Regions from separate parts of the Homo sapiens genome. Here regions 2 and 3 are each linked to region 1. The links are chromatin contacts, found by Hi-C or POLR2A ChIA-PET in ENCODE. All regions are on one chromosome and are shown on one strand. Each heading gives the region's core, a stretch centred on a gene start or an enhancer-like site at or near the end of the contact. The rest is flanking DNA. Distances are from core to core; before and after follow the strand shown. Region 1 has its middle 42 kb from the start of TMEM181. Region 2 overlaps TULP4 (TUB like protein 4). Region 3 has its middle 22 kb from the start of TULP4.

Evidence for each region. Hi-C counts contacts between places; a loop is a spot of excess contacts on that map. ChIA-PET counts read pairs that join two places held with the same protein, here RNA polymerase II (POLR2A). Pooled maps may share reads with other maps.
Region 2: a loop to region 1 is called in a map with no recorded cell type, with 7 times the contacts of the local background. The contact joins two enhancer-like sites. A Hi-C loop is called at or near these places in 6 of 37 single-sample maps with no recorded cell type and 8 of 50 pooled maps. POLR2A ChIA-PET finds 5 or more read pairs at or near these places in 2 of 52 experiments (WTC11 and naive thymus-derived CD4-positive, alpha-beta T cell).
Region 3: a loop to region 1 is called in a map with no recorded cell type, with 7 times the contacts of the local background. The contact joins two enhancer-like sites. A Hi-C loop is called at or near these places in 6 of 37 single-sample maps with no recorded cell type and 13 of 50 pooled maps.

The regions. Positions count from the first base shown.
Region 1 is chr6:158,516,935-158,519,634 of GRCh38, reverse strand. No RefSeq gene overlaps it. Among named protein-coding and RNA genes, the nearest start is that of TMEM181, 42 kb to the left of the region's middle. Within about 2 kb of position 1,299, at least 11 of the 41 ENCODE cell types and tissues checked have a DNase peak (open chromatin) inside an H3K27ac peak, as active enhancers do.
Region 2 is chr6:158,357,536-158,360,235 of GRCh38, reverse strand. The region is part of intron 1 of TULP4 (TUB like protein 4); the gene reads right to left. Among named protein-coding and RNA genes, the nearest start is that of SNORA116, 36 kb to the right of the region's middle. RefSeq lists an enhancer at 2,309-2,558. Within about 2 kb of position 1,300, at least 6 of the 41 ENCODE cell types and tissues checked have a DNase peak (open chromatin) inside an H3K27ac peak, as active enhancers do.
Region 3 is chr6:158,288,808-158,291,516 of GRCh38, reverse strand. It overlaps a transcript of TULP4 not described here. Among named protein-coding and RNA genes, the nearest start is that of TULP4, 22 kb to the left of the region's middle. RefSeq lists a silencer at 553-602. Within about 2 kb of position 1,281, at least 7 of the 41 ENCODE cell types and tissues checked have a DNase peak (open chromatin) inside an H3K27ac peak, as active enhancers do.

The sequences.
Region 1 (2,700 bases), core at 50-2,549:
GTGCCTCAGCCTGCCTAGACTCAGCAATGCTGTGTAGCCCTCCAATCAGAGTCTGGGCTTATGCTGCCCCCCAGCACACACCACACACAGCCGGGAGGTGCTGCAGGCGGCTCTCCCTGCCTCGTGACAGCTGAGGGTGACATTTCCAGGAATCTTGAGAGCCAATTTTTAAATACAGTCATTATATAAAATTAAATTGCTACTTAAGGCACATCTCTTTCCAACTCCTCCTTCAGTGAGTCTGGTGGGAATATTTATACCATGGAAATCAGCAAAAGCCACAAATCAGGGTTGATTTCATTTCATTGTTTTAGTCTAGGCTCTAGACTTAAGAATGTGATGAAGGCAGTGTTCATAATGCAATTTAAATTAAAAATGTGTCATATCTGCACCATCACATTGTAAACAGCACAAAAGAATCGAGATCTGATCTTCAAAAACTATTATCCCATTTAGCAAAGAAATGGCTTATGTCATTAATGTATGAGTAAAGTTCTAACATATGTTTATGGTGTTTCACTGAAGACACATTTTCGTTGTTTCACTTTTGTCTTGCTCAAAAATGTAAATGAAAATAACCAACATTCATGTTGAGGCTACATTTGTTTACCAATTACAATCTTAGGTTGGCTGCAAGACAAACATTTGGCAAAAATCAACAAAAGCATTAGCTATTAAGTCTGGCTATATGGAGTTATAAGAAAAATATTGTGTATTTTGTTATTGTAATTGTGTACTACACATCCTATATAGCAATACAATTTATAATGCTCATGTAAGGTATATTTATTCATTCCAAGTTTGTGTGTTTCTGGAGAGCTGGTTGTTAGCTATTTACCAACACACCACTCCACTTGTTTGCCAATTTATAACCTTCAGCTGAAAGTATTGTTCTCCTGAAGAGGGCACCAGAGGGGACGGAGCCCAAACAACAGAGAGCACTGCACGGGGAATTGGGGAGATGCTGTTTACCCAGCAGCAAGGACCTGGCAGGCTGGATAGTTTCAGTGTGAACACGAAGAAGGCTGAGTGCTGATCAGGGTGCCGTTTACATTTTATACTCACCACCTTCTATTGCGAGGCTCACTGGCACTGGTTTTGTTTATTTCCATAAACATACAATAAAATGATCCTCCAGATCATCTTCGGGAACCTGGACAAAGTCTGGACAAAATGAACCCATCTTCGGAGTATCATCTCCCTCATGGGAAGGTGACTGCAAAGGAGAAAGGAAGTTAAAAGCAAAGGTCGGGGCAGGCGCAGCCGCGCAGCCTCACCCGGGCTCGTCTGTGACTCATTTCCCTGGAGGGGAGGCTTCTATCTGAGGTGCTGGCTTCTGCTCCCTGGGGAGCCGGCGCTTGTTCTCTGTGGTTCAGGATGCTTCAAGGAGCGATTCTCAAAGAGGGGCTGCGGCCTCATGGCTCTGAGATTTGCTCCTGACTCTTTTTCAACACACACTGCCTGGATGAGAGGAAAGTCACTTACGATTTTCTATCTGAGATTTCCCCATCTTTTAACTGGGACCAAACCTTTGCAGGGGAGGAAACATTTCTTTTCCTCATCCATCACTAGGGTCATGACCAGGGCCCCCATTAACAAGAGAAAACCATACAAATTTTATTTAATACAGCCATGCACCTCATAAAGATGCTTCAGTCAACAACAGACTGAATATGCAATGGTGATCCCGTATGACTATAACACTGGATTTTAGTTGTCCCTTTTCTATGTTTAGATACAAAAATACCTCCCATTGTGTTTCAGTTGCCTGCAGTGTTCAACACAGTGACATGCTGTGCGGGTTTGCAGTCCGGAAGCAATCAGCGGCCCCACAGAGACCAAGTGTGCCGCAGGTCATGCCTCTAGGTCTGTGTAAGTGCACTCTGTGAGGTTCCCACAGTGACAAAACAGCCTAGTGACACATTTCTCAGGACATCTCTCATTGTTAAGTGATGCAAGTTTTACATGACATGGGAACCTTCAGAAATGAGGACCCAAAGACACAGACACCTGTTTTTTTGTTTGTCTGTTTTGAGATGGAGTCTCACTCTGTTGCCCAGGCTGGAGTGCAGTGGGACGATCTCAGCTCACTGCAACCTCTGCCTCCCGGGTTCCAGCGATTCTCCTGCCTCAGCCTCCTGAGTAGCTGGGATTACAGCTAATTTTTGTATTTTTAGTAGAGATGGGGTTTCACCATGTTGGCCAGGCTGGTGTCAAACTCCTGACCTCAAGTGATCCGCCCACCTCGGCCTCCCAAAGTGCTGGGATTTCAGGCGTGAGCCACTGTGTCTGGCCGACACCTGTGTATTTTTACGCTGCTAAGTCTGATGAAGAAGTCGACAGGTGTGAGGGACAGTGGGACAAAGGGGTGTGATCCCTTGGGAATAAGCTGGGGGACTCCGCAGTGCCCGTTTGTGCAGGTTCTTCTCTGTACCCCTGTGTCTTCAGAGATGGAGACATTCCTCTCCTCTGGGGGCAGGGAGGGCACCTGTGGAACAAGGGTCTTGGGCCTGCTGCAGGGGCCAGGGGATGTGGGGAAGGTGAGAGTGAACTTCCTGCTTCTGCTGTTTTCTCAAATGCCAAGGTGCCACATTCTGGGGTGTGTGTCCTGAACCCCGTCACCTTCCCTGAGAAGGGCTTGTGGGGTCTTCCTGCTGTCAGAACAAGCTATACTGTGGTTTGCGAACCTGCTGTTACATG
Region 2 (2,700 bases), core at 51-2,550, 160 kb after region 1:
TACAGGAGCTATAAGAAGTGCTGCTTCTTGGCCAACAGGCACATTGTGCTGGCATGAAATCTGTTAATTTGTGTTATTTATAGTTACTCTAGCCTCACTTTTTTTTTTTCCTTGTTTGTTTGTTTGGTTTTTTTTTTTGGAGGCATAAAAGGGAAGGGGGGAAGGCTTCAACTGTCTTATTTTACCAACATCAGAAGACTTAACTCTGACCCTTAGCCCAGATGGGCCCTACATTCACCAAGTCCCCCAAGGCCAGAGTCAAGGGCAGATGCCCTTCAGAGTTACAAAGGATATGAATAAGTGAATGGGCAAGAGCAGAACAGACAGAAAGCCAGTCCACAGGGACAGGCCCACAGAAAAGTCTGTCAAAGAAGCCGTCTAAAATTCGTACCAAGGCCTATTCAACTGGGAAGAGAAGATAAATTCTGGGAGTTTTAAATTTTTTTAATTTACCAGCTTCAGTTGTGTGATGGTTAATATTCAATGTCAACTTGATTGGACTGAAGGATATAAACTATTGTTCCTGGGTGTGTCTGTGAGGGTGCTGCCAAAGGAGATTAACATTTGAGTCAGTGGACTCGGAGAGGCAGACCCACCCTCAATCCGGGTGGGCACCATCTAATCAACTGCCATCGTGACCAGAATAAAAAGCAGGCAGAAGAACGTGGAGAGATTAGACTGGCTTAGCCTCCAAGCCTCCATCTTTCTCCCGTGCTGGACGCTTCCTGCCCTCAAACATCATACTCCAAGTTCTTCAGCTTTGGGACTCAGACTGGCTTCCTTGCTCCTTAGCTTGCAGATGGCCTACTGTGAGACCCCACCTTGTGATCGTGTGAGTTAATACTCCTTAATAAACTCTCCTTTAACATACATCTGTCCTATTAATTCTGTCCCTCTAGAGTACCCTAATACAAGATGACATTAGTTTCCTTTGAGAATATAACCAGGAAGGTACACAGCAGTAATTGGCAAAGAACGATTTTTTTTTCCTTTCAAAAGGGGGTGTTTCTCCCAAATTCCATCAGTAGAGACCACTGTAAACGAAGTGGACACCCATTTCTTTTCTAGGTAAGAGGAAGAGGGGAGGGTGGCTGGCATAGAAAGTCACATAAACAACAAATTAGGGGCAGAATCTTCCTATGAAGGCTATCTTAATGTATTACACATTCCTCCTTATTCAATATAAAAGAACATGTAGTGAAGGGAAGCATGCATGTAATGTACATGGCTGACCACTGCCCAGGAGAAAGCTGAAACGGCTTAGATTGGCACATGCTGCCCGGTGTGGCCCAGCCTGTCTCTAATCTCAGCCCTCCAGCCCCACCCACCACCAGCTGCTGGTCTTCTCACACCCTCTACAAATACCCTGGGCAGACAGCACTTGTCTCCTGTTCTTTAGTCAGGAAACCTCGTTACCTATCAAGACTCAAATCAAATGTTACTGCTTTTGAAATGGGTTCTCTGATATCATCAAAACAAGCATTTTCTGCTAAGTTATCACACTAGAGTTTTCCATGATTTGTACATTACTGCCTTACAAGCATGTCTCTGGCCCTCAAGTAAGAGCTCTTTGAGTGCAGAACCGTTTCTCATATGTCTTTTTATACCAATGCTAAATAGATGTGGGATGTAACCAGCCTATAGAGGATACTTGTTTTACTGCAAGAACTAACAAATTCATTTATTATTAATATCTCTGTTATGCACAGTGACACTGAGAAATACTTCACCCTCAAGGGCTAACTGCCCCAAACAAGGCATAAATCCATATGAGTCGGTAAGTTTTCCCAAATGAAGCAATTCAATTAAATAAAGTGCTAAGTAAATATACCACAAGGACTGATGGGTTTGTTTAAATAAATAAAATACCTCAGTAGGGTGAGAATAGAGTATTCTGAGCATAATATCACCAAGTACACTTAAAATTTACACACAGAATCACTTTTCTCTAAGAATAGTTCACAGAGCTGTTTCATTATCTTAACAAAGTCTGTAAATCTCAGAGGTTCTCAGGTCCAAGGACTCTCTCCCTCCTTCCACTTGCACCCCTGCATGGTTTTGCAGAGAACATTCTGAGAAACCGATCTTGAGAAGCATGAAAAGTCCTGAAAGGTTGAAAGGTCTTCTCTGGATTAGTAACATTAAAAACAACTAATGTGTGTGCTGCTTTAAAATGTTCAGAGTCCCACTTCTGTTCTGAGTTAACCCACAGAGCACTCCTATGTGTCAGGGCAGACACAACCACAATCCTTTGCTCACAGAAGAGGACACTGGGTCCAGAAGAATGAGCGTCACACCCAACCTCACCTCCTTACTAAGTATGTAATGAAGACTCCAAGCCTGATGGATCTTCAGTCATCTATGCTTTCTCAATACGACACGTAACTAAGGTCCTAAATTTTACAAAGAAAAAAAATTAAGAGGTGAGAGGGCGAAGTCAGCAGCAAAGATGAAAGTGAAAATTCTCTGCCTGACAACAAACCAGAGTGACTGGAGAGGGCAAGCCTGGGCCAGCACTGGTGTAGGGACCTTGGGGCAATCCCTCAGGGAAGGCCAGGCCTCGGCATCAGAGGAACACTTCAAGTTTCAGGAGACGATTCCCTTTCTGGGTATAACATCAGAGCAAAGGTATAGCTTCACCAGCCAGTAAAAACAACAGCAGAAAGCACAGCTCTCTTCCTACTCATCTAATGGAATTGC
Region 3 (2,709 bases), core at 32-2,531, 230 kb after region 1:
CCACACCTGGGCACACTTTAGTAAAAGTGCACAATAAAAACACCAAGAGAAGAGTTCAGAAGTAGCCAAAAGGAAAAGACAGGTGCTTACAAAAGAATGACAATTAGATGACAGAGACATCTCAACAGCGGCACTGGCTGCCAAAATCAATGAAATAGTATCTTCAAAGCACTCAAAGAAAACACAATTATATTCCCAGAAAGATTGTCTTTTAAGAATTAGAGTGAAATAAGAAGACCATTTCAAAAGAATAACAGCTGAAATTTAAGGCCAACTGACCTCGCAATATAACATCTAAACAATATTCTTCAGGTAGAAGGAAAATGTCTCAGAAGGAAGGTCTAAGAAACAACGAAAAAAGAAATTGTTAAATATGTAGGTAAAATTAAACAATGTCTGTTCAAAACAGAACAATAAAGCAGAAACAGCAGACTCATATTAATACACAGTACTTATCAACTTCTAGGTATAGCTCTTAATGCTTTATAGGTACTATATTTCTCATTGAAAAGCCTTAGCCTTATGAGAAAGATCCTTTTGTTGTCCACATTTTATAGGTGAGGAAATTGAGGCACAGGCAGGTTAAATGCTTGCCCGACACTATCCGGTAGGCAGCAGAGCTGGGTGTCACACCAGGCTGCCGGTTTCAGTTTCTAGTTTATGTGCTTAACCACTAGACTGTGTCTATGACAAATGTGGGGGGGAAGGTAGAAAACTAAAAAATAAAAAAAAGACAATTTGATCAAACAAGGATGACCAGAGCCAAAAGTACTCTAAGGCCTTTATATTGTTTTAGAAGGATAGTTAAAATACTCAACCTTATACTTAATTATCTTAGGTAAGCATGGTAAAATTTAAAGGGCAATCACTAAAAAACTAGAAATAAAGTATAAAACTTCTAAATCACTGGAGGGGTAAAAACAGAAGGGAGGTGGGAGCAGGGGAGACCAAAATCAATCCCCTAGAAAGAGAAAAACAATACAAAAGGAAAAATAAATGAAAATGTACAAAGCTTCTGCACAGCAAAGGAAACAATCAACGAAGTAGACATAATCCACAGAATGGGAGAAAACATTTGCAAAATTATTCATCCAACAAAGGATTAACAACTAGAATATATAAGGAACTCAACAGCAAAAGACATTCTGATTTGAAAATGGGCAAAGGATCTGAAAAGACATTTCTCAAAAGGAGACAACAAATGGAGAGCAGGTACATGAAAAAGTGCTCCACATCACTATCATCAGGGAAATGCAAATCAAAACCACAAGCAGATGTCTTCTCACCCCAGTTAAAATGGCTATTACTAAAAGAGTCAGAAAATAACAAATGCTGATGTGGATGCTTGAGCCCAGGAGATCGAGATCAGCCAGGGCAACACAGTGGGACCCCGTTTCTACAAAAAATTTTAAAATTAGCCAGCATGGTGGCATGCGCCTATGGTCCCAGCTACACAAGAGACTGAGGTGGGAGGATGGCTTAAGTCTAGGAGGTGGGGGCTGCAGTGAGCCATTAATCACGCCACTACACTCCAGTGACAGGGTGAGACCCTGTCTCAAAACAAAACAAAACACTTCTTGGCTATAGCAAAGGTGGTATTTTGAAAGAAAATTCATTGCCTTAAATGCTTATGTTAGTCTGGGCATGGTGGATTACATGTGCAATCCCAACACTTTAGGAGGCCAGGGTGGGAGGACTGCTTGAACCTAGGAGTTCAAGACCATCCTGGGCAACACAGTGAGACCCCGTCTCTACAAAAAATTAAAAAATCAGCCAGGCATGGTGGCACATGCCTGTGGTCCCAGCTTCTCAGAAGGCTGAAGTAGGAGGATCACTTGAGCCCAGGAGGTCAAGGCTGAAGTAAGCCATGATTGCACCACCGTACTCCAGCCTGGACCACAAAATGAGACGCTGTCTCAAAAAACAAAACAAAACAAAACAACAACAACAACTTATGTTATAAAAGAAGAAACTGTTATAAAATGTTATAAAACTTATGTTAGAAAAGAAAACATGTTATAAATTAAGGGGCTAAACATTCAACTTAAAGAAGTTAGAAAAGTACAGCATAAACCAAAAGAGAGTAAAGGAAGAAGATAGTAAAAACAGAAATTAAATAAATAAAAAGAAAAAAAAATTAGACAAGCTAAACAAAGCCAAACACTGATTCTTTGCAAAATGTAATCAAAGACACAAAGCTCTGGCAAGATAGATAAAGACAGAGCAGCACAAATAAATACTGACAATGAAAAGAGGGCTACAACTAACTACAGACACCATGAAACTTAAGATAAAATAATACCATGAACAACTTAATGTTATAAAATTAGATAACATATGAAATGAGTAAATTCCTAAGAAACACAATTTAACAAAACTACCTCAAGAAGAAAGACAGTCTAAATTGTTCTATAACCACTAAAGAAAATGAATCTGTAGTTTAAAATCATCCCACAAAGAAATCAGGCCATATAGTTTACAAACGAGTTCTACCAAACATTCAGGAATAGCCTACAGCAGTATTACACAAACTCAATCAGAATATTTAAAAAGTGATAATAGCCACAACTAGTTCTAAGAGGTTATTAGAAAATCTGTTTGTCTACTAATTAGAAATATAATCTATTAGATATAATTCATCATACTAAAAGAGTAAAGAGCAGGGAAAAAGATTATTGCAATACAAGCAAAAAAGTATCCTAAAATTCA